Linked DNA regions of Homo sapiens: region 2 is linked to region 1. Evidence: read pairs that join two places in POLR2A ChIA-PET (ENCODE). Cell type or tissue: HepG2. All regions are shown on one strand. Links, peaks and the distances in the headings refer to the core of each region. The heading gives the core; the rest is flanking DNA.

What was found. ChIA-PET counts read pairs that join two places held together with the same protein. Peaks named below come from ENCODE experiments on the same cell type or tissue, not always from the same donor. Only the 100,000 strongest peaks of a DNase experiment are listed, where the experiment ranks them.
Region 2: POLR2A ChIA-PET joins it to region 1 with 6 read pairs; 3 of 35 experiments call an interaction of 5 or more read pairs at or near these places.

What each region holds. Positions count from the first base shown.
Region 1 is chr17:72,391,922-72,406,901 of GRCh38, forward strand. LINC00673 (long intergenic non-protein coding RNA 673) reads right to left here. Exons shown (of 4, transcript NR_152516.1): 4 at 11,401-12,895. Among named protein-coding and RNA genes, the nearest start is that of LINC02003, 57 kb to the left of the region's middle. RefSeq lists enhancers at 732-781, 8,347-8,641. In HepG2, for the core only: no CTCF peak of the experiment used is centred there; DNase peaks (open chromatin) are centred at 5,410, 7,830 and 8,480; H3K4me3 peaks cover 841 bases.
Region 2 is chr17:72,311,441-72,326,420 of GRCh38, forward strand. No RefSeq gene overlaps it. Among named protein-coding and RNA genes, the nearest start is that of LINC02003, 24 kb to the right of the region's middle. In HepG2, for the core only: no CTCF peak of the experiment used is centred there; a DNase peak (open chromatin) is centred at 6,321.

The DNA.
Region 1 (14,980 bases), core at 4,971-9,970:
AGGGGCCATTGACTATGGTGCATTTTAAGGAGGAGAAGAGACATCCAGGATGCCAACTGGGGTCCAGGAGACACAGCCACCTGTCCCACGAGCTCCAGAGTGAGCCTGACATAGGGCAAGTGGAAGCCACTCCTCAGACTTCAAATTCCTCTTGCAAGACAAAGGCTAACATAGGGAAGAGTTGTAAAAGACACTGTTTCCAGAAATCCTCTGACCACCCACAACGGTCTTGGCTTACAGAGTTTGCAGTGACCTAATCTGTATTTAGCAATGCTATCCCTTTGGTGGAGGAGGGTAAAGATTACCCAAATCCTGTAAGCAAAGCATCAACCACATCCTATGCTGTCTTCACTGACACACACCACTGTGCTGTCTAGGAATCAGGACAATCGTATGCCACTGTGCACCCAGGAAGCCTGACCTGCTGTGTCCCGAGTCTCACTCAACAATGCACACTATGGCGGCAGGTGTTCACTGCGCCGGGGATTTTTATTGGGTGGACTTGTGGAATTTAAAATCTCAGTTGCCTATCTCACCTTGAACAAGTAAAAATGGTTTCAGTTGCTTCTACCTTGCCCCATTTAAGTTTTCCCCAGAGATGGGCTGCTGAGCAGAGCTGGTGGGGACGTGGGGGATGGTTATGGGCAGTGGAGAGACAGGGAAAGGTGACACCAGCCTACCTGGTCTGTCTTGCTCAAAGCCCTTTCCTTTCCCTCTCCATCTCCCCAACCCACGATTCAGAAAGCTGCAGTAGAATCGGCTTCCCTCAGCTGCCCTGATGCGTTCCTCCCCAGCGATCTGCTTTCTACAAAAAAAAAAAAAGTGTTCTAAATAGAGCGGAACTGAGCATGGGGCCGCAGCCCGGATGAAGTCTTCCCCTCCCTGGAGAGCCCAGCGTCTCACATGGAGGCTGGTCCACCCCCAGTGCCTCTTACTCAAAGCATTTTTGACCCGGGAGCACCCGACCTTGACTGAGTGCACAAAGCTACCACAAATGGATTTTGCTTCTGCAGCATTTTGCCCGGGCTGGAGCCTTCCTCCCTCCCAGGCATCCCAGATGCCTTCTCTGGTCTCCTCTCCTTGCATCTGCCCTTACAGGCATCTAGGGGATCCTATTCCAGGTGAGGACTTAAAGTTCTGCAGCAGTCAGAGTTCTCCAATAACTTGCCTGGTGAGACTGGATGGCTCAATTAACCCAACTGGACCGCAGCATTCCCAAGACCGAGGTCTGAGAACTAGGACCACCAGCTCTCTCTCACAGGATTAGAGTGTTGGGTTATAATTTTTAAGTTAGAGTCTCCTGTTGCTCTCAAGGGGGCCTGAGCATCAGTCTGGGGGTGGGTCCCTTGACATTCCTCCTTGATTCTGGAAAAGTCTACCCAAAGCTCATACCCACCAGGTGCAGAGCCAGCAGCAGCTTTTTGGAATCAGCCATGGCACACACCTGGTTCTGTGCATTTCACCCATTAACACACACATCAAGAATCATTCCAATGCCAGCCAGGTTTATTAATGAGGTTCTCACACCCTCTGGAATAAGCATCCTATCCTTCAGTCCTCAAAAGACAGGGCTCCCAAAGGGGAGAGTGACTGGTGGTTTCTCTTACCACCATGACACCAACTCAACCCAGGTACCAAGCCTAGGCCAGCTGGCCCTGTGACAGCCCTGGACCATCTTTGGAAGAAGGGTGGAGGGGTGGCAATCTGGAAGGGAGGAGGTAGGCAAGCAGAGGTGGGAGGACTCAAGGGGAAGTCATGAGTCCCCCCTCTCCATCCCCACTTCCTGGGGCCTCCACTGAGTTAAAGCATAAGGAATCTGAAGCCAAACTGATTGTATGACCAGTCAATGAGTCAGTACCACCCTGCTCTTCATGGCCTCTCTGAGGTCAGCACCTCCAGGATATCCGTTCACCCAACCAGGCAGAGGCAAGGAGTTTAGAAAGTGAAATTAACTATGGGGTATACCTCCTTCCTTCGCCATCCCAACACAGAAAGAAAATAGAGGGAAGAGGGGAAGGAGGGGACTGGAGAGATAGCTTAAAGTGTGTAAACAGGAATCCTGGATTATACAATCCATTCATAAACAAGAATAACACTTGTTCAAAGACGGTTTTTCGGCTTTGTTTTTTGCCTCCTGTCATGCACTTCTGAGCTAGGAAATATCCGTTCTTCTCTATTCCCTTCCTCTCCAGTCTGTTTCAGAGCAAGAAGAAAACTTAAATGCTGAAACAAGGTATTTTTCCCCCTCTGGATGAACTGTTTTACAATAAGCTACCTGCTGGGGTCAGGAAACGTTAGATCAGTGGCTTTCTGCTCACACAAAAACTCACACAGGGGGTCAGGCTGAAGACTGCCCCCCTCGACCCTCCACAGAGAGATGGTCACCCACATACAACCCCTCTGGATCTGTGCCACCTTTTATTGGAAACAATTTCTCCCTTCTGCTTCACCACTTTGCCCCTTGGTTCTCAGTCAACCAATGCTCCGAACTCTCCTGCACGCTGGAGGGGAGCAACCCCCAGCCAGCGCACCTGGGGCTCTGTGTCCACAGGCTCATGGGAAGTTGGAAGGTGAGGGGTAGTGGGAAGAAGACACGGGAGGGAAGGAAAGAGCTGTGCCCCATGCGCCAATAGGAAACATATTTCCTTTACTATTAAGTGTGTTATACTCAGAAGAGGGAGGAATGATCAAAATCAAAATAAATAGCCAGCGGAAATAGGCAGCCCCTCCCTGGGAATGGTAATTACACAGGATGGAAGTTTATCCAAACACTGGAGAAAAAATGGTTCCTGTTGGAGGACAGGGAAAGGAACGTTCCTTACTGGAAAGGAAATTTGTTTATGACATTTTATTTGCTCCTTATTTTTTAATGCGCTTCTGGCCCCATGTCCTGTAAACAGACCAGCTTTTCCATTCTCTGGCAGTGCCAGGAGAGCCAAAGACCAAACAGGCGGAGCTGGTGCCAGGATCCTGGGCCACTCAGGTCCTACAATTACAAGAGCCGAGGCCCAGGCCAGGGGGTCTGGAAGGGGGCCTTGCTGGCCTCTGCAGTATGCAGGGAAGGGTGTGATTTGAAATCTAGGTGTGGAAACGGGGAGAAGGTTCTCTGCCTCCTGAGCTCCCCCGAGGCTTGGAATCAGCTCTCTCTCTGCCCCAGTAGAGGGAGAAACAGGAAGGGCTTCATGCACCCAATGTATATGTCTCATGAGTGTTTTGCAGGGTCTCTGCAGTCGGTAGGTGAAACTGACAGATTCTGGAGAGAACTTGGCCTTTAGGAAAACGCCTGACTGATGTTAAAGTCACGTGAGACTGATGTGGTGTGCATGGTGACCAGAAGGAGAGACCATTGAGTGCCAGTGTCTGCAGCTCAGCTCTGTCCCCAATCCCAAATAAAACCGCCACGGCCAGCAAGAGTCAGCGACACCTTCCCACAGCCGGACAACAGAGACGCAATGGCAGAAGTTCACATTTGACGTTTCCTCTTCCCATCTGGGCATAGAGATCATCTGAGGCAGAGTTATGGCAGACGGGCCCTGATGGCGCCATGTTCAGAGTATAGAGAGAGCTCCGACGCCACACTGCTTGGGCGCTGTGCTCCTGGCTCCGCCCTAGGAGCTGCACCTGTAATATCTCGGCCAAACTTTGCAATCACCCAAGGAAGCAGTTTAAAGGAAGGAAACTGAGGCACAGAGGGGCTTAGTCACTCACTCAAGGTTACACGGCTAGGGGCTGGTGAAGAAGCTCAGGCCCAGGCACTCTGGGCCAGAGCTGTCGTCCTCCACCATGACTCCATCCTGCTTCCCTTTGAGAGCCAGTAAGCCTGGGCAGAAGTCCTCAACTCTCTGAGCCTGGTAGTAGAAAAGCACTAAGCCTGCACACCCAGGCCTGTGACAATGGGGCATCCAGAAGGCCAGACCCACGGGCCTCAATGGCCACAACAGAGGCCAATAAGCTGCACCTCAGTAGCCCCACAGGGGGTTCAGTTTGCATGGCAGGAGCTGCAAGTCCTCCCCAGCACTCCTGTTCTCCACCCCCTCCTTCCATGGAGTTGGACATTTCCCAGCTCTCTTGCATCCAAGTGGAGCCTTGGGATCAATTCCTGCCAATGGAAAGTGAGCAGAAGCGATGGGTGTTTCTTCCAGGCCAAGATGGTCAAACAGGTGCATGTCCTCTCACAGCACTTTCTCTGTGTTCACTGGTAGAAGAGGATGCCTCTGAAGGTAGTGATATCCTAAAACAGAGGGAACCTGGGTCCCTGAATTTCTGCATGAAAAAGAGCCTCCGGTCCCTACTATTGCTAAGTCACATTTAACTAATGTGTAAATGAGAAAAACTTGTCAAGTGAAGGAACTGATATATGGAGGTGTTTTGTTGCAGCGGCCTTTGGTGACTGATACATAGAGAACCACAACACTGCCCTTAGGGACAGGGGCCTATGGGTGGTCTCTACAGCAAGTCAGTACACCTCCCTCAGCCCACAAAACAAGGTCTCTATCCTTCTCCCAAAGCCACTGCGAGATTCCAAGGAGAAGATTTACAAAGAGCTTGAAAACTGGAAAGTCCCATAAAACCACTGAACTTCATTATTTCCTGAATGGCCTGATCTTTCTTGGCTGAATGTTATATCATTTCTCTCATGTCTGAAGCCGTGCCTAGTGACTGTGGTTCACAGATGACAACCTCTTGGTCCAAACTCTTATTTTATTGGTGTGTATGAATTAAGAATGGGGTGAGCTTTCAGTGTCTCTCGTCTCCCAAACAGGCAAAGCTTCTGCCCTACATGTCAGTTCTCTTCAATCCTCCTTTATCTGCTCCACACACCCCCATACCACCACCCCCACCCCCACCCCCACAAACCCCCAGGAGGAGAAATCAGGAGTCAAGGGAGACAGACTTTTCCTCCCAGGGCCTGCTTGCCCCTGAGTGGTGCCTTTTCTCCCTTGGCCTTTGGTCCTCAGGTGGTAAGACCTTGAACCTAGGTCCAGTTCTCATGGCAAGGGATCTGCCTATTAACACCGAAGGTCTCTACCTGTGAGGTTGGATATTAATGGGCAGGTCCCTTTTGTTTTTTCTGTAGTTCTCCCTATTAGACAGAGTGAAATTATTTGGATATTAATGGGAAGATCCTTTTTTTTTTAAGTTCTCCTTATTAGACAGGGTGAACGAAACCCTAGAAATTTTGATCTAAACTTTTGAACTGATATTTTTATTTCCCACCCTAAAAATGAAACTAGCTCATGGGGTAACTGGCAAAAATCAGACATAATTCTATTTTCAGGAAGAGTTTCTACATGGAAACCAACCAATCAGGCAACAAACAAAATTTCTCTGCTGTTTGGAAAACACTTTCTTTCTTTATTGATTTTTTGAGTCAGGGTTTTACTCTGTCACCCAGGCTGGAGTGCAGTGACTCAATCACAGTTCACTGCAGCCTTGACCTCCCAGGTTCAACCGATTCTCTCACCTCAGCCTCCCAAGTAGCTGGGACTACAGGCATGCACCACCACACTTGGCTATGTTTGTTTTTGTTTTTGTTTTTTTAATTTTGTAGAGATGGGGGTCTCCCTATGTTGCCCGGGCTGGTCTGAAACTCCTGGGCTTAAGTGATCCTCCTGTCTTGGCCTCCCAAAGTGGAAAACACTTTATTGATTACTCCTGAGCAAGCAAAAAAAAAAAAAAAAAGGCAAATTTGGTGGTACACACAATAACAGGTTGGTAATAGGAAAAGTCAACTCAACATCATTTTTGTACATCCTACCATGTAAAAGCCATCATGCTGCAACTTCACAAGCTCTGAATTTCAGATTGTCCATGACCCTGGTTTTGAATCTCAAAGTTCACATAAAAGACTTGGTCAAAGCAATTGATTACTGTAAAGTCTTGTTTGCCGATGATTAAATGAGAAGTATATGAAATGCCCATCACAGTGCTTCCCATGTGACCATGGACGTTTGGGAGCATTTCAACGATAAATTTCAATGAGTAAACAATGACTCAGTCCCTATTCTTATAAAAGAGAGAGAAAGAGAGTTGGGAGAGAAGAGGGTGCCAAAACAAGTCCATTGTAAGTGCAGTAAATGAGATACTAAAGTGCTATGGTCAAGGAAGGAAGACTGACATTTTTTTGAGTACCTATGTCAGAATATGTGAGGGAGAGGTCACAACTGGTTGAGAGGGAAGGAGAAATCCAGGACGGCTTCTGAGAGAAGGAAGCATTTGAGATGAGCCTCGAAGCATTCGTAGGATTTCAGTACCCTGGATGCCCGATGTCTATCCTTTAAAAAATACTCCTCTGTGAAGAATTGCCAAAGGATTAACGATCGTGCTGAATTCAATAAAAAATCATTACTGGGCCAAGCATGGTGGCTCACACCTGTAATCCCAGCACTTTGGGAGGCTGAGGTGGGAGGATTGCTTGAGTGGAGGAGTTCAAGACCAGCCTGGGCAACATAGTGAGACCCCCATCTCAAAAAAAAAAAAAAATAATTACTGGAATGTGCAAGAAACTTTCTGAAGTAAGCAGTTCTAGAATGTGAGTAGTGATTTGGGAAGCCATAGTGCCCCACGTAGATTAATAAGATGCATCCTGGGCTGGCGCAGTGGCTCACGCCTGTAATCCCAGCACTTTGGGAGGCCGAGGTGGGTGGATCACGAGGTCAGGAGATCAAGACCATCCTGGCTAACACGATGAAACCCCGTCTCTACTAAAAGTACAAAAAATTAGCCGGGTGTGGTGGCAGGTGCCTGTAGTCCCAGCTACTCGGGAGGCTGAGGCAGGAGAATGGCGTGAACCCAGGAGGCAGAGCTTGCAGTGAGCCGAGATTGCGCCACTGCACTCCAGCCTGGGCAACGGTGCAAGACTCTGTCTCAAAAGAAAAAAAAAAAAAAGATGCATCCTGGACAGTCACTGGGGTGGACCAGGAAATGGGCACTTAGGGTCTGGCATGGAGCAGTGTGTCCTGCTGTGCTGTACATGACAGTGGGTGGCTGTTAGCAAGCACCACCCATGAGACCGTAGCACCCACAAACTGCAATGTTTTAGAATAGCCTGGATTACACTGTGGATGTTTAAAGCAAAGGATAAACAATGCTCCATCTAGTTTAGTTTCACTGCATCTCCTACTTGAAAACTGAATAGACTCGGTGGCCATCCAGCCCCTCTTGTCCCGATATTTCACTCCATGGTGAGTCACAAGCCCTGGTCAGACCCTAATGGACACAGCCCCACCTTGAACAGTTCCTCTTTCAGGCTGAAATCATCTGCTGGGTATGAAGACTCAGATGGGATAGGAAAGTTAAAACTTAGAAATAGGCGTGCTCTGTTCTTTTCCAATGCTTGTCATTATGCTCATTTTCGTGAGGGACAAGGCCTTTGCCTTACACCTGGGACCTAACATTAATAGTCCAGGAGAGAGGATGGAAGGGACCCAGGAGGACCACCTGCTGGAGTCACTACCCTGAGCCACCACATCCCGGGCATCGGCAATTCCTGGGCTGGCCAGAGCCCTGGGCATAGACAGTTCTACAAGCAGAACATGTTTTTCACCCTTGCCCTTCTCACCCCTCCAAAACCCAGACCTAAGTTACCGAAAAAGGCGGGACATAGTGGGAAGGGGGCAGGTGAAAGAGGAAGAAAAGACGGAGATGGAAAACAATTAAAAAAAAAAAAAAAACTCCAACAGAACTCGATAACCCGAGGGCCCAGTGATCGGTGCCGCACGGCATACAAAAGCCAAAAGGCAGGTCCCAGGACGGGTCAACTTAAGACTTAATATTTGCCTTTCACTAAGCAAACTAATAAATCCCCTATGGTTTTAGCCACGCAGAGCTCCCAGTTTTTATTTATTGGTCAAAACGGCAGGCAGGGTTTCTTTTTTTTTCCCCTCCCAGCCACCCTGGGGGTAAATAGTGGTCCCCCTTCCACCCCTCCTGTCATCAGCCTGTATGTCTATTTACCTTCTCCCTCAACAAACTCATGTTCAGTGCAACTGACAATGCGTGCAAACAGCTTTGAAGTATTCTTTGGTAATGGACTTCCCGGACAGCCCTGTTTTTGACTTGCACAGCCAAAGGCAAAGGGAGAAAGGGCTACTGCTTGTCAGGAACCAGCTGGGCCAGGCAAGGCTGAGAACTTGATGCATGGCAGGAACCTCAGAGAATCGTCAAGACCAACCCCTGCCCCTTCTCTGTCCCTTTTATAGATGAGAAAACTGAGACCCAGAGAAAAGGCTAGAGTGACTCACATGTGACCCGGACTTAGTTGAAGCCAAGGGCAGGGCCGGTGATCAGGTTTCCAGACCCCTCAGTTTAGGGCTGTCTTCAGGCCTCCCTCCACCTGTTCTCCACCAGCCTGGCATATAAGGGTCTTATCCAAGGTCAGTGACCACTTCCAAGGTCACCTTGAAATCCTTTAAACTGCAGCCTCCTGAGCAGAGGGACTTGTTTCACCACGAGAACCTCCTATCTCTCCTGTCAACATGACTAATATTTTCCCACATGGGTTTCCAGGGCCGCTTGAAGAGGATCAAAGTTCTCCTGTGGATCAAGTTCCAATGCCATGGAAAATCTCACAGGCGAGGCTGAACAAAATTGGGGGGTGGGGGCGGTGTCGGGGAGCTAATTTGAAATAGTTATGTTCATAATGAAATTAAGGCAAGATGAAATCACTTTACATTGCACCTTGGACAATGTCTAACGTACTATTCTAACATGAGACCTAAAACCCCAGCAAAACTTTAAGACATGGACTCCTAGAAGGCTGATAGCTTATCCATCAAATATGCCAGCATCGTGGATGTCAGAACTATTAATAGAAGAGGCTCCAGGGATCGTGTGGCCCAAACCCCTCATTTTATACGGAAGGAATTAAGATGATGAGGAGCTTTCTGAGACAAAAACTTAGGTCTCTCTGCCTCCCTGCACTGTGCTTTTTTTTTTTTTTTTAAACCAGAACAAACATGGGGAAGAGGGCAAAAAGCATTTAGCACAAAATCTCATTAAGAAATTGACATTCATGGCCACCTGATAGTGTATGAAACACTCTTTAAAATTCAACTGCTTCCCCATCAGGCTGGGTATCACTCAGCCTCTCTCATAGTCCTCTCTCCCCTGGGCTGAACGATCCCTTGCCTGATTTGAAAGGGGATTCCTGCATTAGTCAGAGATAAATCTAGAGAAGAGTGATGCTTTAGACCACTTCAGCCTCTCAGGTTCTGTGATTGCATATGGATAAGGAGATAAGAAAAGAGAGGGCCAGGCGCATTGGCTCACATACTTCAGGAGGCCAAGGCAGGAGGATTGCTTGAGCCCAGGAGTTCAAGACGAGCCTGGGCAAGATGGTGAGACCCTGTCTCTACAAAAAAATAAAAATAAAAAAAATTACCTGGGCATGATGGCATACAACTGTGATCACAGCTACTCGGAAGGCAGAGACAGGAGGATTTCTTGAGCCCAGGAAGTCGAGGCTGCAGTGAGCTGAGATCATGCCACTGTACTCCAACCTGGGTGACAGAGTGAGCCAGAGAGAGAGAGTGAGAGAGAGAGAGAGATTGAGAGAAGAGATTGTTGCCTTTGACATAAGATCAGGACTTCTTTTGAAACCAAAGAATGAAAGTAGAACATAAATGAAGGGATCATCTGAAATGCCTTCATCTTTTAAAAAAGAAAAATGGCACCCAAGGAGGTGGGTGAGCATCCCTCCAATGGTAGCGAAGGTAGTGAGAATCACTACAGGGGCAAACACCAAGGTGCATGATACGTCCATAAGTTCATCTCTACCCTAGCATGTAATTCCCTCCCTGTGGTCTTGCCATGCCAGATGAATGAAATTATCTGAAGGCCCCTGTTCCGGCACTGCAAACACTCATGCCTGTCTTTCAGCAGAGAAGATGGAGGTCAGATGCCCTGACAAGCAGCAACAACTTCAGGACGCCACGTGATCCTGAAAACCTGGCTTTTTCTAGTCCACAAAAGACCCTGTAATTTGCGTTCAGGTTGTTCTTAAGACCAAAAAAGTTGGGCTGGTGCAACTATCCCTTACCCACTCCCCTCCCTACCCCCGCCCTGACTACCACCTCCAAATTCTGCTCCCTCATCCCAGATAAAAGTCAGTGTCTAGAAAGGTAAGTATAAGCTGGGAGGCCCCACTCCACACTGAATTGAACTCAAAGGTTATCTAGGAGCCTTTAGAGAGAATGTACATACTTAGCCCCAGTTTACACACCCTTGATATTTTAAAGGATTCTAGAGTTTAAAGGAATTTCAGGAAGTCCTCTAGCCAACTCCTTTGCTTCCCAGACAACACCATCCCAAAGGTTTTAGTTCTTGATCTCTGTCTAGCAAAGATGCAGATTTGGAATCCTGGCTCATGATTCTACAGACAGCATGTGTATGCATGTGTGTGTGTGTGTGTGTGCTTGCACACATGTTACAGTCTCTCTTCCTCAGTTCCCAGTGGCTGTGTTAGTTTTGTTTCTTAATGAACTGTTTTGTTTTTCATGAGAAAGTTAGTTTCTCCTTTGTAAGTAAGGCTGTATTGGAGAGGAATCCCTGATACCTTGAAGGCCTGCCATGCCCACCATCCACAACACTCAGAAGGACATGGTCTCAGTTGGTTCTTCATACAACCCTACCATCCTGGAAACAATTGATTTGGTCAGCATTGGTGCCTGATCCAATAGCATCCATCTGTGGCTGCCTGAAGGCCAACGAAGTAACCAGACGCAAAAGCTCTGAATGCAGATTGGCTAAACCAGTCAACAGCATCAGTCAGTTAATAGTAAGTAACAAAGTAGAGGCATGGTCGTTGAGTCACCCAGGAGGGTGACCAGTTTTCCCAGTTTGCCCAGGACTGTCCCAGGTTTAGCACTGAATGTCCTTCATCCCAAGAAACCCTTTAGTCCTGGGCAAACTGGGACCGTTGGTGACCTTCAGCTCATCACGATGGCAGAATTCTAAAGTCAGGGGCAGCGAACCCTGCTGCTGAACAGAGGATCAAAACGACCATGATGGTATTGCTCTTGTTATCTTTGAAAACCAACTAGTGCTTCTGCATCTGCTGAATGACCTTGGGCTTTTTGAAAAGGCTTAGCTAGGCAGTGGCTGGGACTATTTCCTGTCTACCTTACTGTGACTTTTGAATAAACCAGGATTTATGAAGGTAACGTAAGTGGATCTCTGTTCCTTGACACCTGTAGGAATCCAAGGAATACAATGCCTGTAACTGTGTGTCAAGAAAGGAAGGAAAAGGTGAAAACCCATCAACAATCTGTAAATTTCAATAGCTCTAAACATCTTCAAGAGGTTCTCCTCAATCATTTTGTGATGAATCTGAGATGTCCACAAGGACTCCACTGTTCTATTTAGAAGACACCAAATTCACTAAATGGTCATACAAGCACAGCAACTGCAACATACAAAAACTTTAATTATTTTTGCAAAAAGAAAGCCAACTATTCGCCTTGGAAATAATAATGAAGTACAAATAGCTCTGACTCTGCATTTGGACAAGGATGAACCATGATAGATATTTAGAAAGGGTTTTAAATCATGTGTATGTTGGCTACAGAGTAAAAGGAACAGAGAAGACTCAAGCTATTGTCAGGTGTGTATGTGTCATCAGCACACACTGGGGGAGGAGAGTCCTCACTAAGTGCCACAACCCCTGATAGCTGTCAGTCTCTCATGAAGCACCATGATCTGGCATGGACTCCCAAATGCCACTTGAGAGAAGGTCTTCACAGCAGACTGTGCATCTGTGTCACAAAACACGGCTGCAATGAACGACAGTGTTCATTTTTTGCCCTTCCAAATGTATTCTTGTGTATGATCGAAGCAAAGAAAGTTGAGGATGGAGAACACGAGCCTTCACCATCAGTTCTGCTGCTGAAGCCTTCTCCAACAGCCCTAAGGTCCGAGAGCCTGATGAACTTCTGCACTGATCCGTGTATCATTCTGGAACTTGGTGGCCAGATCCCAAACAAATGAGAAGAGTTACTATTCCAAGGCTGCTTGCAACACACAAACACTGGCCTCTTTACACGGAGCAGGAACAAAAATTTAGATCCTATTTGACCTAAGTGTGGTTAACTATTCACTCTGTATCCGGCTGGAAGATAATGGAGCAAACAAGAATTGCTGAGTACAAAGGCACAGCAGACATGGGAGGCGGGGGGCAAGAAAGGGTGTGGTAGAAAGCCCTTTGGTTCCCTGGGACAGGGAGGGGGAAGAGTCTCATGAGCAGTAGCAGCAGAGGAAACACTTTCCACAAGGAAGAAGGACAAGGTCTGTCATAATGAGTCTTCTTCAACTGTAGGTCACCTCCAGCGATGCATCCCTCTGCTCCTTCAGGGCAACACAGACTATTTCTCGGTGTAAACGTCTTTTCTTTCTACCCAAATGGCACCTCAAATCCAGAGGTCTCTTTATTCTCCAAAATAAGATTATTATTATTATTATTATTTGAGACAGGGTCTCTCGCTCTTTTGCCCAGGCTGGAGTGCAGTGGGGTAATCACAGTTCATTGCAGCCTCAACATCCCAGGCTCCAGCCATCCTCTTGCCTCAGCCTCCTGGGTAGCTGGGACTACAGGCACATGCCACCATGCCCTGCTAATTTTTTATTTTATTATTATTATTATTTTAGAGATGGGGTCTCTCTGTGTTGCCCAGGCTAGTCTTGAACTCCTGGGCTCAAGAGATCCTCCCACACTGGCCTCCCAAAGTGTTGGGATTATAGGCATGAGGCACCATGCTCAGCAAAGAATTCTTGATCAAATCCAGAGCTCCTGCCTCTCAAGAGGTGGTCCAGCCTGAGCCAGGTCCTTCCAAGGGGTCCAGGTGGCACGCGGGGGTTCTGCTAAACTTCCTGGTGGGAATGTGGATCAGTCCTTCCCATCCTGTAGACCAAAAAACAGCATGAGAATTAGATTCTAGCTTCTGCCCTTTCAGGGGCTAGCATCACATTACTGTCTTTGGTTTATAATGCTTTAGCTGTTGAACAGAACATATACTTCAAAAAGCAGTATTTTAGTTAAGTGTCGGGGGTGGGGGTGGGGGAAAGCCTATTTATACCTCTCAAGGAACTATCCATCCACTGAATCATCACCAGGAACCCTCCTACACAAATCCCACTACGAAATCCAGAGCTGATTTTTTAAAATGCCACTGAGTGCAGCCAGTCCAGAGGAAGTGGAAAATTCTGTTTTTCAGCAGGTCACTATTATTTCTGTGATTTATGGGGCAGGGAGCATGGGGGTGGTAGATCACCCACTTTATAGTGGAAAGCCGAGGCACAGAGGGTGCCGGTGTTCTTGCTACAGAACAGCAGGGCTCTGGTCCCTAATCCTAATGTTTAGGATTTACTAGGAACTTCTCTCTGCTTCTGAAACACCCTTAACAATAAATTAGGAACTTACTCAGAGTGGATAGCTCAGAGGAAATGGTAAGACACCATTAAATATATTTATTTTTCCCTAATTCTGATAGCAAATAAATTAAGATGGAGTTGGACTCACGATACTTTCCTTGATGTTCACCCCTCAACATTACCTTCCATTACTGAGTAACAAATATATTGAATAGCACCAAATGCCTTCAGGAGAGTGCCCTATTTTAAAACTGATGAGTCTTAGCAGTGCAAGTCAGGGGCCTTGTATTAGTCTGTTTTCACACCAATATAAAGAAATACCTGAGACTGGGTAATTTGCAAAGGAGAGAGGTTTAATTGACTCTCAGTTCCACATGGCTGGGGAGGCCTCAGGAAACTTACAATCGTGACGGAAGGCAAAGAGGAGGCAAGGACCTTTCTCACATGGCGGTAGGAGAGAGAAGAGCAAGCAGGGGAAATGCCAGACACTTGTAAAATCATCAGATCTTGTAAGAACTCACTCACTATCATGAGAACAGCATGGGGGAACCCGCCCCCATGATCCAATCACCTCCCACCAGATTCCTCCCTCCACGCCTGGGGATTATGGGGATTACAATTCAAGATGAGATTTGGGTGGGGATACAAAGCCAAACCATATCAGGCCTATTCACAGATACAGATAACATAGGCCTTATGAAAGAGGCTGCCCTCTGGGTCTCTGATTCTAGCAATCACTATCAATCCACAAGGAATACCTGGGCAACCACAAATCCATGCATTCACAAGTACCATATTGGATTAGATGCTGTGGATACAGGAATCAGCCAGACAGGCAAACCCCACCCTCACAGGCCATAATGGAGACATAACATGGATCAAAGGTTTCCTTAGGCAAGTATGGGGCCAGAGGACAGCAAGGCCTTGAGGGAAATGCACGATGGATTCTGGGGGCATTTGGAAACCAACAGGCCCCCTTCTGTCCCTCAAAAGACCTGGGGGCCCCACTCAACCTGGTGCAAAGGAATTCTCCTTCATGAGGGCTCTAGCTGAGGCCTTGGTGGGGATGTGTGCAGTGGCCAGGAAACCCAGAGAGAAGGGCACCAGTGGCCAGAGATGAGATAATGACACTGTGGTGTTATTTGATAAACACACACACACACACACACACACACACACACACACACACACACACAGGTTTTCGTCCTAAGTTCCTAGCTCATAACTCCCATAGCCCTTGTTACAGTCTTTTGCTATAATGTTGGGCCTCAGGAAACAGAATCCCTCTCCTGCCCTCCTTACACCTGCTCCAAGACAGGACTCTAATCTTCCCCACCTTTCTGACTCATGAGACCCTCCCCAGAGAGGAATCTGCCCTATACCTTGGGGAAGGAATGCTGACGTCATGAAGCTTCCATGAAACCCCAAGAAGTCAGGGTTCTTCAGGGAGCTTCCAGATAGCTGGGCACATGGAAGTTCCTGGAGGGTGGAGCATCCAGGGAGGACAGGGAAGCCCAGTGCCCCTTCCCCCACACCTCACCCTATGCATCTCTTCACCTGTATCCTTTGTAACAGCCTTTAGAATAAACCACTAAATGTGTTTCCCTGAGTTCTG
Region 2 (14,980 bases), core at 3,675-8,674, 82 kb before region 1:
TAGGCAAGCAGCCTGGGGCAGATTCACCCACACAGCCCTCAGAAGGAACCAACCCAGCTGACACTTCATTTTCCACTTCAAGCCTCCAGAATTGGGAGATGATAAATTTCTGCTTAAGCGCCCCAGTTTATGGTACTGCTGTTTAAGCCCTCCCTGGAAGTGAATACACTCACCAATAACAGCTTATACTGAAGGGCTGTCTTTAGCGAATATTAGTGAACCCTGGTGTCCTGCAGGGGACGTTCGCAGAGTTGAAGATGTGGATAATTTCACATGGTTTTTGCAAGGTGCTGGGCTCCCAGCACATATTCTGCAACAAGCTCTATGAACATGGCCTCCTCCCGGATTTTCCATGCTTGCTTTGCATTAAGCAATAGACTGAGACTTGGACTATCTCATTTCACCCCGAGGAACAAAATGAGTTGGATGTTTACACCATTTTATAGGTGAGAATACAAAGGCATTAGTTGTTGTACAGTAGTCATGAAAGATGGCTGAAAAATCAGGTGCAAAGAGGGTGTGCCAGGGAGCCCCCATGAGGAGGGCTCTGCTAACAGACAGGGGAGGGCCAGGGAGCCGTAAGTTCTTCTGAGCCAAGGAAACCCATCCTGGAGGAGAAAGAGATAGACAGGCCAGAGTTCCAAGCCTGGTTCTGCCTCCTGCAGCCATCAGGCCTTGGCCATCTCCATGCCAGGGTTTCTCTATAGGAGGAGTATCGGCAGGGGCGTCCACACATGGCAGGACATTCCACCCCCCTAGCATCCACCCACTCCCTGCCAGCAGGGCGCTGCACTTCCCCCCAGGCATCGGGGACTTCCACAATCACCCCACACATTCCAAACACCCCTTAGGGGGTGGTGCCCTGTCCAGGTGGGAACCCCTGAATCATTGTGAGTCTCATTAACTTCACTCCTAAAATGAGAAAGACATTATCCTTCCTCCTAGGTTATGAGGGACTTGAGATTTTTCTCTTTTTTTTTTTTTTTTTTTTTTTTTTTTTTGAGATGGAGCCTCGCCCTGTCACCCAGGCTGGTGTGCAGTGGCACGATCTAGGCTCATTGCAACCTCCGCCTCCTGGGCTCAAGCGATTCTCCTGCCTCAATCTCTTGAGTAGCTGGGATTACAGACATGGCACCACTGCGCCCAGCTAATTTTTGTATTTTTAGTAGAGATGGGGTTTCACCATGTTGCCCAGGCTGGTCTTGAACTCCTGACCTCAGGTGATCCACCCGCCTTGGCCTCCCAAAGTGCTGGGATTACAGGCGTGAGCCACCAAGCCCAGGTGGGACTTGAGATTTTAGGTGTATAGAAGGCAGCATTTTCCAACCTCAGTGCCATTGACATTTTGCCCTGGATGGTTCTTTGTCATGGGGGTCTTGTCCTGTGCATCGTATGACATTTAGCAGCACCTCTAGCCTCTTCCCACGAGATGTCAGGAGCACCCCTCTCCCAAGTCATGACAAGCAAAACTGTCTCCAGACATGGCCATATGTCCCCAGTTGAGAGCTGCTGATAATAGAATAATATTCAGAACAGTGTGAGGCTTGTAGTAGGGACTGAAGGAATTACAGCTCTTATTACAAAAACATCCAACTTCCTTCTTTTTCTACTCAGTAACAACCACCAATCCAATTCAGGTAAATAAGAATGCACCACTGAGTCCGTGCACACTCCCATTAGGTGGGGCAGCCCACAGGCTGTGTCATGGATTCCAAGGACTGAACGTATGTATGGCCATTGTCCTCCTCTTGCCAATTTCAAGGGTCCTTGGCAGAAGCCTTGGCCTTATCTGTGACTGCTCCCTCTCCAGCAACTCTCTGATCCACCTGTCACCAATCCAATTGTTCATTCCTCCATATACTCTTTTCTCTTCATCCCCACTGCCAATTCCAAGGCAAAGCACCCTTCATCATTCACCCAGAGATCCCAGCAATTTCTAAAGAAAGCTCTGGACCCTAATCTTTCGTCTCTCTCCTTCAATCCTTCCACCTCTTCCTGTTGGGGCTTCACTCCCCGGACACCACTCTCATCTTCCATATACCAAGGTCAAGAACTCTCCTGCCTTTCAAGTGCCTGATCCCCATCCCCTCTCTTGTGGACAGCCTGACTTTCTGCTTTCTGCAGTACGTAGGCACGTGCCTCCTCTCATCCCTCCTCTCTCACTGCATGCTCAGTGCCTTCAGACATGCAGAGTATCTCTCCAACCTCCTCCCATTCCTCCAATCCCAGTGCAAGCTCAGCGTCCCTCCTCCAAAGCCTTCTTTAACTCTCCAAACCCCACTCATTTCACCCTTTGCTCAAATTCTATTGCAATTATGGTCATTCACACACAGCAGAACACTTATTGTTTAAATGCAGTATTGCCTTTCCACCCCCTGGTATCCTTAGATGAATGATGTTTTTATTTCCAGAGTTCTAAATTCAACCTTCCCTACCCCACCTCCTACTAGATACCTGGCTTACTTCCTCCTTCTGTTTTTTGTTTAAATATCACCTTCTTAGCCAATCTTCTTTGACCACGCTATTTAAAACTGCAGCCCCTCCACCATCCCCAAGTTCCTCCATCCCCCTCACCACCTAAGCAAGTCCTTGTTTTCATGGAGCTTACAGGAGCCGACATATTTGCCTGGGCAGAAAATATATTCACTTTACCACTTATTTCATTCACAGACAGTTCAATATCGAATCTGTTCTCAGTATTTTATTATGACTCCTTATCAGTGTCCTTGATCTTGACTTTAATCTCTAAGGACAAGAACCTTCTCTGTTTTGTTTTTCTAAAATGAACTTTGAAGTTTAGCATGATTTTAGATTTATAGAAAAGCTGTGAATTTGGTACAGAGAATTCCCATATATCCAACACCTAGTTCCCCTGTTGTCAATATCTTACATGAATATGGTATATTTGTCATAATTAATGAAACCAACATTGATACATTATTATTAAAGAAAGTTCATACATTATTCAGAGTCCCTTAGTTTTTTTTCTTAATGTCCTTTTTCTATTCCAGGATCCCATCCCACCCAGGATACCACGTTACATTTACCTGTCATGTCTGCTTAGGCTCTTGTTGGCTGTGACAGTTTTCACACTTGTTTTTCATGACCTTCCTTGACAGTTTTGAGGAGTACTGGTCAAGTCTTTTGTACAATGTCCCTCAATTTGGATGTGTCTGATGTCTTTCTGATTAGACAGGCGTAATGAATTTTGGGAGAGAAGATCTCAGAGGTAAAGTGCCACTCTTATCATCTTGTATCAATGGTGCAGATAAAACATGACATCACTGCTGATACTGACCTTGATCACCTGGCTGAACTGGTGTTTCTTGCTTTCTCCACTGAGCATTACTTGATTTCCAGCATTTTCATACTGTACTCTCTGAAAGGATGTTACTAGATCCTGCTTCCTTGTGGGCAGAGTATCTACCTAAATTATTTTGAATTCTTCTGCATGGGAGATTTGTCTACTAGCTCTCATTTATTTATTGATCCAATCATTTCTTTATAGCAGTATGGACTCATGGGTATTTGTTTTATACTTTGGGTTATAATCTAGTTAGCTTTATTTTCTTATTCAAATTGTTCCAGCTTTGGCCATTGGGAGTTCTTTCCGTTGGTGCCAGTGTTCCTTTGACCCATCCCCATCATTGTGTCTGTTAGTTTTTGTAATTTTGTTTGCTTGTATTTTGAGCATTTCCTTACGTTCTGGCTCTACTGATGTTCCAGGCTTATCTTGGATATGTCCTGCCCTACCTCTAGAATCAGCTATTTCTCCAAGGAGCTCTAGTTCTTCTTACTGCAGAATAGTACTAGAAAACAAGATCTGGGCTCTCAGTGTGCTCATTGTGACTAGGGTGTGGTTAATTCTAAGCCCTTCCAGCTGACAAAGCAAGGAAAGGTATGTGCATATACTAGTCCATGTCTCTCCACACACATGTATTTACAAATGTTTCTATATGTAATCATCTGTATCTCTATTAAGCTAAACATAAACTTATACTGATATTTTTCCAACTCTAATCCATTACCACATAGATCATCCTAGACTCCTCCCATTGCTGAGCTTTAAAGTCCCACTCCCACAGTGAAAAACAAGCTTCCCACCATTCACCATCCATTTACAGGATTGTTCAATTGCAGTCTATGTGGATAGCAGTATCAGAATTGTTGACCCATACCCCCATGGAAAACAACCTTATCAGCTACAGTAGAGTGCTTGCGGGCATTTCCTTTGCATTTAGTCTTACCCCCCTCATTTCAAAGTTGCTTAGATCAGCACCTTTTCCCACCAACCCCTTCAGTTAGCTTGCTTCATACAACTATAATATATCTAGATTATTTTGTCACATTCTTCATTCCACTCTGTGATCTCCCAATCTCCTAAACAATTTGTTAAATTGCGTGCATTAAGATTCTCAATGTGCCATAAAGTTCTATTGGTTTTGACAAACGCATAGTGTCCTGTATCCACCATTACGGAATCAAACAGAATAATTCCATTGCCCTTAAAAAATCCCCTGCACAACACCTGTTCAACTCCTTCCCTCCAGAACCTCTGGAAACCACTGGGTTTTTTGCTGTCTATATTTTTGCCTTTTCCAGAATATCATATAAATAGAATCACACAGCATGTACTCATTCAGACCAGTTCCTCTCACTTAGCAATATGTATTTAAGATTCATCCACGTTTTTGCATGACTTGATAGCTCATGCCTTTGTGTCACTGAATAGTATTCCATCATATGTATGCATCAAAGTGTCCTGACCCATTTAGCTATTGAAACACATCATTGTTGCTTCTAGTTTTGGATAATTATGAATAAAGCTGCCATAAACACTCATGTGTAGAATTTTCTGTGGACTACAGTGTTCAAATGAGTGAGATAAATATCTGGGAGCATGGTTTCTGGATAGTACAGAAAACTGATTAGCTTTGAAAGACTATTTGTTTTTTAGAAATTTTCAGTACTGAGACACATGCAGGTAAATATTTAATAAATAGTTTTTTTAATTTATTAAGGACCCAACAGTCAGCTGCTTAGAAGCTCAGTTCCTGGGAGAGAAGTTTTTAGCTTTGAGTAAAGGAAGGGAACTTCCTGGCATATGTCATCTCACTGCCAGAAACAGAGTCAGGTTGCCCCACCATTGAACTGTGGATCAGATGGCATGTCTTCTTCTGCACCTACTTGCCTTGCAGTTCAGCTATGCCTTGTGGATTCTCAGATAATACATGTTAGAGGAATAATAATGACGATTACCACTAAGTTGTCACTTGATGTTGAATGTGTGGCCCAAGTGAAAACTACATTTTCTTCATTTGATCTATTTTCTTGTATTCCCACTTTTAGCCATTTTCCCAAATCCAAACAATCTGGCTGCCACACTCAGAGGGGGAAGAAGTCAACTTTTCTGGGAAAAAAAAGACATTTAGAGAGCCTGGGCCCATGTAGAGAATGTCAGACTTCTCCAGAAGGACATGGCCCTGCTCCTGTCCATGGGAGAACAAAGGATCCAGTATGTAATGGACCAAAAAGGATGCAGGCTGTGTCTATATTCCCTTGCTGACCTCTTCCAATTGAGGCCAAAACAGTGGGCTTTAGACTTGAACATCCATTAGAGTCACCTAAAGGGCTTGTTAAAACCCGGACTCTTGGGACCCGTCCCCGAGATGTCTTATTCACCCAAGAGTTTGCATTTACAACAAGTTCCCCAGTGATGCAAATCCCACTGGTCCTGCCCCATTCTTGGAGCTCCACCTGCCTAGAGAACTAACTATCCTTCATACATCCAAACCCATGGCCATCGCTAGATCTCCCCTCTACTCCTCATGTAAGAGACGAAGCTGAATGGAAGAGCTTGGGAAGGTGGATCTGAGATTTGGGGAAGAAGGGCCAAGGGGTCTAGGCACTGACTCTGGAAACGCAAGTTGTTCGCCACTCTGGAGATGCTCACTAGTGTGGAAATGCAGGCTTTTGGAGACGGAATGGGCTGTAGTGGCCAAATTCCCTTTACCATAAAAAGAAAGAACATAAACCCAGAGGGTGGAAGCCATGCTCTCAAGGCCGCACAGCAAGCCTGGGCAGAGCCATAGTGACCTAGACCTTTTGACTCTTCCCATAATAGTAAAGCTACCCTTCCTTGTTCAAGGCAGCACAAGTACCTTCTGACTCAGAGTGAGGAGGGCAGGATCAAGCCCATTCCTGGAACGACAATATTTGAATTATCATCTCAAGGGGAAATGAACAAAGAATAGCAGTTCCCTCAATCCACTCCCTGCTAAACACACACACACACACACACACACACACACACACACACGGGTTCACAAAGGCCAGCTCTCCAAAGAGTCAGGGAGTAGGAAATGGGCAAGTGGGAAGATGAAAGCTCATTGTTTTTGCAGCAACACTAGTCAGAGTAATAATTCAATTTTGACCACACAGAATAAACAGTTCCAAGCATCTAGAAGATGAGACTGCTGAAATTCTCAGCTGAAAACCCAAGGGGACAGAAAAACCAGAGCTGTACTTTCAGTTCCTCCCCCAAAATAAAAGGACTCCAGCCAGCCACATCTCGCCCTTAGAACCCTGGAAACAGGTGAGCGATTCATGACATTTGTTTAAGATGAATCAATTCCCAGCACCATGTAGTGAGCCTAGGTCTCAGAATGACCCAAAAGGAGGGGCGCAAGACAAGCACAGGAAGGGGGATGGGAGAGAAGAGTCTTTGTCTGCTTTTCCTGATATTTTAAATATTATTAGATAATTTCTTTCAAATTTCTAATAAGCAGGTTGAAGTTTAAATTACAAGATCTCTAACAGAGTCAGGATCCAAATAGCACAGGAGCCGGCAGACAACAATTGCTGGGGCCGGATGGGTTTCAGGTTTGCTCTTTGTGAAGACAAAGCTCCTATTGAGTGGTGGAGAGGAGAGCTGGGGAAAAGAGAGAGGGCTGTGGAGGGTTTTCATTACCCCGATCATCATCCCCACCGCGAGGGGAGGATGTAGAAGGAAGAAAGAAAATCTGGACCTGGCCAATGCACTGCTGAAAATGACAGCTTGGAATGAATCACACACCTGATATCTGTGGCTCCTCCAGAGCAGAGTGTGGACATGAGACAAAGAGGAGGAAAGAAGGAAGGAAGCTGAAGCTCTAGTCCTGCACGCTCATGCATCCAGCAAAAATAAAAAAGCAAAAACATCAGAGCAGAGGATGGGTTCTTGGTAGGTGGTCCAGGGCTAGAAAGGTGATCTAATAGTTTTCTGTTTTTTCTTGAGATGCCTTGTAAACACTAGATTAGGAACCTCAACACTCAAGGGAACTTTATAGTTGAAAACCAACAGCCACTTCCCAATAGAAGGTGAAGCAGAGATGGCAGAGATCAAGAGATACAATACCTCTCCCTCTATGTGTAGGCTAACAACGGAGATCACGGGTCTCTGGGGCATTGCCACAAACCCAATCTTGTTTGTTCCTCTTCCTCTCCTTCCCTCATTTCTTTTCCCTCTGTCATTATTAATGTCAGAGTCAAGTGCCCTCTTTGAAAAAAGCAAGTCTCCATCTGAATGGAGTTGGGGCCAGGTTCACAGAAGTTATTTCTTATTGGAATGTTCTCCCTGGCAGGTGCTTCTCATCTGCTAACCCCTGTGTCTTCCCTTCTACTGCACTGGCATTAGGAATTAGTATCTCCATTCAGATATGGCCAAATAGCATCTGAGAGGTGAAGCCAGTAGCTCTCAAACTGGGCTGCAAAAAAGTTGTTTTTGTTTTTGGATGCCCATTCTCTACACTCCAGAGATTCTGATATAATTGGTCTATGTTTTTAAAATTCACCCCAAGTGACCCTTACATGTCAGCAGAACTGAGACCCCTTACATTAAGAATTATCCAAGGAGTGGTTCTCAAACACCTGGAAGGCTCATGAAACATAGATTTCTGGACACACCTGCAGAGTGGCTGATTCAGTGAGTCTAAAGGTGGGTCACAGAGTTTACATTTTCAGCAAGCTCTCAGGTGATACTCAGGTGGCTCCCAGGGACCACACTGTTAGAACCACTGACCCCAAAGCATATATGTTGTAATTGGTAAATAAGATGCAATGTGGGCCTCCCTGCCTCGAAGTCTGCACCCCAAGCATGTTTGTATTTCCCTTTTATTTTTATTTATTTATTTAGAGATGGAGTTTCGCTCTTGTTGCCCAAGCTGGAGTGCACTGGCATGATCTCCACTCACTGCAACGTCTGCCTCCTGGATTCAAGCAATTCTCCTGCCTCACCCTCCCGTGTAGGGGATTACAGGCATGGGCCACCGCACCTGGCAAATTTTGTTTGTTTGTTTGTTTTTGGTTTTTTGTTTTTGTATTTTTAGTAGAAATGGGGTTTCACCATGTTAGCCAAGCTGGTCTCGAACTCCTGAACTCAGGTGATCACCTGCCTCGGCCTCCCAAAGTGTTGAGATTACAGGTGTAAGCCACCACATCTGGCCTATTTTTGTTTATTTTTTGAGACAAAGTTTCACTCCTGTTGTCCAGGCTGGAGTGCAATGGCACAATCCCGGCTCACTGCAACCTCTGCCTCCTGGGTTCAAGTGATTCTCCTGCCTCAGCCTCCCGAGTAGCTGGGATTACAGGCATCTGCCACCATGCCCTACTAACTTTTTATACTTTTAGTAGAGACGGGATTTCACCATGTTGGCCAGGCCGGTCTCAAACTCCTGACTTTCAGGTGATACACTAGCCTCGGCCTCCCAAAGTGCTGGGATTACAGGCGGGAGCCACCACACTGGGCCCGTATTTCCCTTTTAAAGTGGTCTATTGGACCAAAAGAATCTCTAGACACAATGACTACTGTGGAGGAGCTGTAGAATCTCTCTCCTGAGAGATGTGTCAGATAGCATGGGAGACAATATTCCAGGGCATTGCGGCTCAACGGGCGCTCTGTGGACCAGGAGTATTGGCATCACCTGGAAACTCATTAGAGGTGGAGTCTCTCAAGCCCCACCCCAGAGCCAGGACTGGAATCTACATTTTTAGAAGGTTTCCAGGGGATTTTATACACATGAAAGTTTAAGCAATGCTGTTCTAGGAGAGCTGAGAAACACCATGATTGGAGGATGGAGAGATTAGGGGTGTGTGCCCAGCACACCTACAGGAGGTAGGGGGCAGGGAGCTGCAGCTCATCTAGGTCCTTCTAAACCCTGGCAAATACTGGCAGCGTCAGGAAGGGTGTTCAAAGAGGGCACTCGACCATGATGATAATGACAAAGAGAAAAGAAATAAGGGAGGAAGAGGGAGAGAAACGAGATCCAGGTGGCAATGTCCCAGGGAGTTCAGGTCTAATGACTGGATTCAATGATGTCTAGAGTGTGTTCAGCCCTGGCACTGCCACTCAGCCCAAAAGCAGAGGAAGGAGGGGAAAGTTGTGGGCTGGCCTCTGAGCAACCCATGTTGCTGTCACTTAAGCCTCACCAGATCCCTATCAGGGATGGCCATGCCTGGTGTATTAGTCTGTTCCCACATTGCTATAAGGAAATACCTGATACTGGGTAATTTATAAAGAGAAGAGGTTTAATTGGCCCACAGTTCGACAGGCAGTGCAGGAAGCATGATGCTGGCATCTGCTTGGCTTCAGGGGTGGCCTCAGGAAACTTATGATTATGGTGGAAAGCAAAGGGGGAGCAAACATTTGATATGGCCAGAGCAGGAGGAAGACAGAGCGAGGAGGGAGGTGCTACACATTTTTAAACAACCAGATCATACAAAAACTCACTCAGTATCACGAGAACAGCACCGCAGGCATGGTGTTAAACCATTCATGAGAACTCCACCCCCACGATCCAATCACCTCCCACCAGGCCCCACCTCCAACAACAGGGATTACAATTTAACATGTGATTGGGGCAGGGACACAGATCCAAACCGTATCACCTGGTTTCCAAGGAGAAGTCAAGATAAGGAAGATCAGAGGACCTGTGCAGGTCTCACAGTTACTCAAAAAAACAAAAACAAAAAAACCCAGGGGATTTCTTATCCAGGTCTGGGAAGCCAAAGCTCACATTCTCCTCACCACAAAATGTGAGGGATAGGTTCATGGGAGATGATTACAGGAGCACCGTAATTTGGGAGTTTCAGAGGATTCCCAAATTCTGTCTTGTCTTTTGCCCAACAGAGTAACCAAGCCACTCTGAATGGATGTAGGAGACAGAGCTTTGGGATTACACACAGGGGCTCTGGACTCTAGTCGCCTGAATTGAAGCCCTGTCTCAACTCTTTGCTAGCTTCAGGCTCCCGTCTATAGATTCTCTTTGTCTCCGCTTCCTTGCCTGCAGAAGATGGAGAAGAAACTGATATCCACCTCACTGAAATTTTCCAAGAATTAAATCAGATAAAACATTCAAAGTTCTAAGCCCCGTGCCTGGTAGTCTCTTTGGAAGAAGTACCAGTCCCTAGTCTTGGTCCGGTCAAATAATCTCTCTAATTGCTGCTCTGGAAAGGAGCATTTTAATTCCACAGTGGGACAATGTGGAGAAGTGGAATGCTATGGGAAATGTGGGTACAAAATGGGAGGCGAAGGGCGGATGAAGCCCAGTTATTTATGTGATTGCAGGATGTTTGCAAAGACACACTCAAAATGCACACAAGTTGGCGTTTCCCCACAAGTGATGGCAGTGAGCCTGGGAAGGGTAATGTCGACATCAGAACCATCTGGCTGTGCCTGCAAATTCAGAAGCCAATCACCATTCCCACCCTCTGAACTCTCACCACCCCAGTCCTACATTTTTATACCAGAGACCCTGAGCCCCCTGGAAGGGGAAATAGTCTCTGTCCCATTTGCTGCCCATAAATAATACCCTGCAAGAGTGCTCACTTTAGTACCTTATCTTGCTTTGCAGTTACCTTAAGTGCAAAAGACAGGCTTGGAGAAGAGAAGCACGAGCTGAAAACCTGCAAACTTCTGTGCTCCCCTGGGCTCAAAGGTCTACAGAAGGAAGATTTGTTTTTAAAATACTTCCCTGTTCAGGAAGGGTAGTAATTGTGATCATCAGAGGCACCTTGGTGTGTCCTAGGCTTTCATTCCTGGGGTTCACAGGAATCCACGTAGAGTTCCCCTTCCTGCTCAACTGCTGCCCTCAAGAGCCAGCTAGCCTTGCTCAGGTCATTGCAAAACCTGATAAACTAGGTGCCATTATTATTACTATTTACAGGTGAGAAAACTGAGTCTTAAAGAGTTTCACCTATGTGCTCAAGGTGGTACCTATAGTAAGTGATTGAGGACCAGGAAGCATGGTCTTCCAGAGCCTGGGTTTTAGCTGCCAGGCCAACCTTCATCCATGGTGGTGCAGGGGGACTATCATTGAGGTGGGGACTCACCAGACCTGTGTGGACATCTTGGTTTTGATGTTCACCTTTCTTCTGGTACCACTGTCCCCATTTTTCTCTGGAAGACCCAGTATCAGTCTTGCCCCGGAGGGCACCTGACTCATGCCTGGCCAGTCAGCACATCCCTCAGGCTGTAGGGATTGGTTCATGAATGGGCACATGGCTAGAGAGGTGGCTCATTCTGCTGGACATGGGGCTGTGAGCCCAGGAGCCCGGAGGGAGAACCTGCTTGAGAATTAAACCAATGCTGAGAAGAGCAAAACCCAGAGATGTTGTGTCAGGTAGGAAGGCCATGCTAAGCTGAGGTAACAAATAAACACAATTATTGTTGTTATTTATTATTGTGTAGCTTAACATAATAAAGGTTTATTTCCCCCTCACATAAAGTCCAATGTGGGTCAGATGATTTTCCAGGGCAACTGTCTTCTTCTAGTCCATAACTTGGGGGTTCAGGTGCTCTCCATCCTGTAATGGGGCCATCTCAACATGTGGCTTTCAGAGTTCCTGAAGTAGGAAATAGAGACATAATACACTCATTTTATTGGTCAGAAGTTGTCATGTGACTCACCTAAACTCAAAGGGGCAGGGAAATATGGCTGTCCAATGTGGCGCAGAAGGTAAGAACTACTCAAGAATGAACCCCGAAAGTCTCCACCACAGATGGAGGGAAATAAAGTAGTTTAAATGATTCAACATGATTTAGATCTCTGGATCAAGCTGTGCCTGAAGGAGTTGCAGTAGTTCTTAAATGAGCCAATAGATTTCTTTTTTAAAAGTCTAGTTTAAGTTTAGTTTTCTTCTCACTTGCAATTGAACAAATCCCACTTGACAGGAACATACCTAGACCTCACTCCCTGGCTGGCTCCAGCATCTCCCTCCTCCCAGTCGAAACACCACCCACTATGGGCTTCTGCCCTTCCACTCACTAAGAACTGCAACACACGCAAGCTTAAATGTTCTAGATTTTCCTAGGAACTGTCTTTTCAGCCACTGTGAAGGCCAAATGGTACATGAGAGAGGAAGTCACTTAGGAGAAAATAAAAGTCAATGCTAAAAATAGCCTTCCATCTTGCAAATGAATGGGGTTCCCCTGAAGGAAAGATAGGACTTCTGTAAAACGCCATAAAGTTAGCTCTCTGAGATCCTTTGGAGAAAGTGGCCACATCTGTCCTTAGATTAGCAGCAGCAGCAAGAGTTGGCTTGACCTCCTAGGGACTTTGCTTGAAGACTCTGGCTGGAGAGAGGAGATCTGGGTTCTGGTTTAATCTTTGCCATTGACCAACTGGCTAACCTTGAGCAAGTCATTTATCCTCTCTGGGCCTCAGTTTCCTCATCTGTAAAGTGAGTATGTTAAAGTAGCCAGGGTCTAATTTCCCTGTCTCCCTTATGCCCTAGATTTCTATAAGATCCCACCTCCACCTGCAGGTGCTCAGAATGTGGCTCAGCAATTGTCCTGCTGGTCACAACCAGCAGGAGTGAGTGTGCTGGTTGAAACCCCTCCCAGAACTTCCCATGAAGAGTGGCTGCACACTCTGTGTACTAGCTGGGTAGACCACTGCCAAAATCATATTCGAAGAACATTGGACTGGGAGCCAGGAGACCTAAGTTCACATACCACTTGTTTCATTGCCTTTGACAAGTCCTTTAAATCTCTCTAGACTTAAGTTTCTCCATCTTTCATGTTGGAATGGTGATTTGTGCTTCCATCAGAAGATCAAACAACCTTCTAGAGGCTGCTTTGGGCTTAGAGTCATGTGACATGGTTTGAGTTATCACTCTGACATCTTCTAGCTATGAGACCTTGAGCAAGTTGTAATCTCCCCACACCTTAAGGTCTGTAAATAAAAATAGCAACCATTAACTTAATTGAGGGCTTTCTCTGTGTTTCCCTACAACCTCATGAGGTAGGTACTATTATCAACTGTATGTTTCAATGTCCTTTAACCTCTCTAAGCTGCAGAGTCACAGAGCAGGTGGCAGACCCACATTCCAATCCAGAGCTGTCTGGCCCTAGTCCCTGTTCCACACCACCCTCCCTGCTTCCCTGACATGGACAGTGAATGAGGATGGGTACAGGGAAGCCCCAAATGCTACAGAGGTGTCTCATTCAGGTCTGTATCATCCTTCCTCCCTAGAAACATAATTAAAATGTAGTATAGTCTCAGAGGCCTTGTGATGAATGAGTGATTAACGGGTGCTTAGATGGATAACAAAATAGATAAGTTATAAATGGAAAACAATGTGGCGCTGTGTAGATGCCCAAATGTATGTGTTGACCCAGGTACCATCACAGTCATTCCATGGGAGTAACAGGGATATGGTGATCAGGTGCGCTTGCGGTTGGGATATGGAAGCGGCCATGTTGAAGGGGCCCAGACTACCACACACCAGAGGGGCTGGGGTTTCTTCCTCTATTCCTCCACCAGTGGCCCAGAAGGTCCAGACATGTGCCCAGGGTAAGAAAGTCATCTAATTAGAGCTCTGATGCTAAATCGCATGAGGGCCTTCCCTGGAGCTCAGGATAGAGGGCTGGGAATGAGGCAAGCAGAGCTGGAGAAAAAGGGCTGCCCACCCATCACTCAGCCGTCTGGGTCCCATGCCCGAAGTGAAGGGGACGCCTCAGATCTTTCAGGAAATGTCAGCAGCCAAAACAATGTCTTCCTTGTCTTCCTTCTTGTTTTTTCACTCCTTCTGCATGCCCCTGTGGCCCAGGAATATATAGATCCATCCATCCAATTTTGAGTACCTGCTATGTGCCAGACACTGCTCAAAGGGTTTGGGATATCCTTAAATAAAAACACCCAAAAATCCCTGCCCAGGTTCACCTTGTGTCTGATCACAAGAGCAAACCCTGCCCAGCCACTGCCAGAATTGGTATCATGGGGCATCCTCTGCACTGACCATCTGATTATCTTGCCCTGAACAAAGGGTCAGAGCTATGTCTAAATGCTGGGATGGGTCCTACAATGAACTCACATCTCTGGAGAAGACCTTCAACATTGGAGAACCAGCTGGTGCCTTCTTCTAAAAGAAAGGCAAAGGTCTTGGACTTCGTAGTTCCTTGCAAATCCCAGTCTAAGCCATTCAGTAGCAGGAAATATGTGTACCTGGAGAGGTCTCCTGCATGGGTCTGTGAAAAGAAGGAGGCAGGTTGATAGCCACCAGTTGTCCAAATGAATTCACTCAATGATAATGCTGGGCACTGATTAAGTCTATGGCCCCTTGCTAGATGCTGAGACAGCCACTGAATAAATGAGAGGCAGTTCCTACCCTCCATGAACTTCCAAATGAGCTGACAATCGGATGGGCTGAAGAGGTTAGGAAATCTGTTTGGTTAGGGGTAAATAGAGGGATAGGATAGGCAGAGGGAAAAACCAGGACCAGGTTGGATGTAATACTGAGAACATGCACAGCCCAGGTATAGCAGCAGGGAGCTTATATTAATTCACTCACTCATTCATCTATTCAGTCAATAAATATTTGTTCCATACCTCTTCTATCCCACTCTGCTAAGCTCTGCAAATAACTTGGTGAGCACATCCACATCATTTCTTTTCTAAGCTGATGGTCCCAGTGGGAGAGACAGGCATTCATCAAATAATCA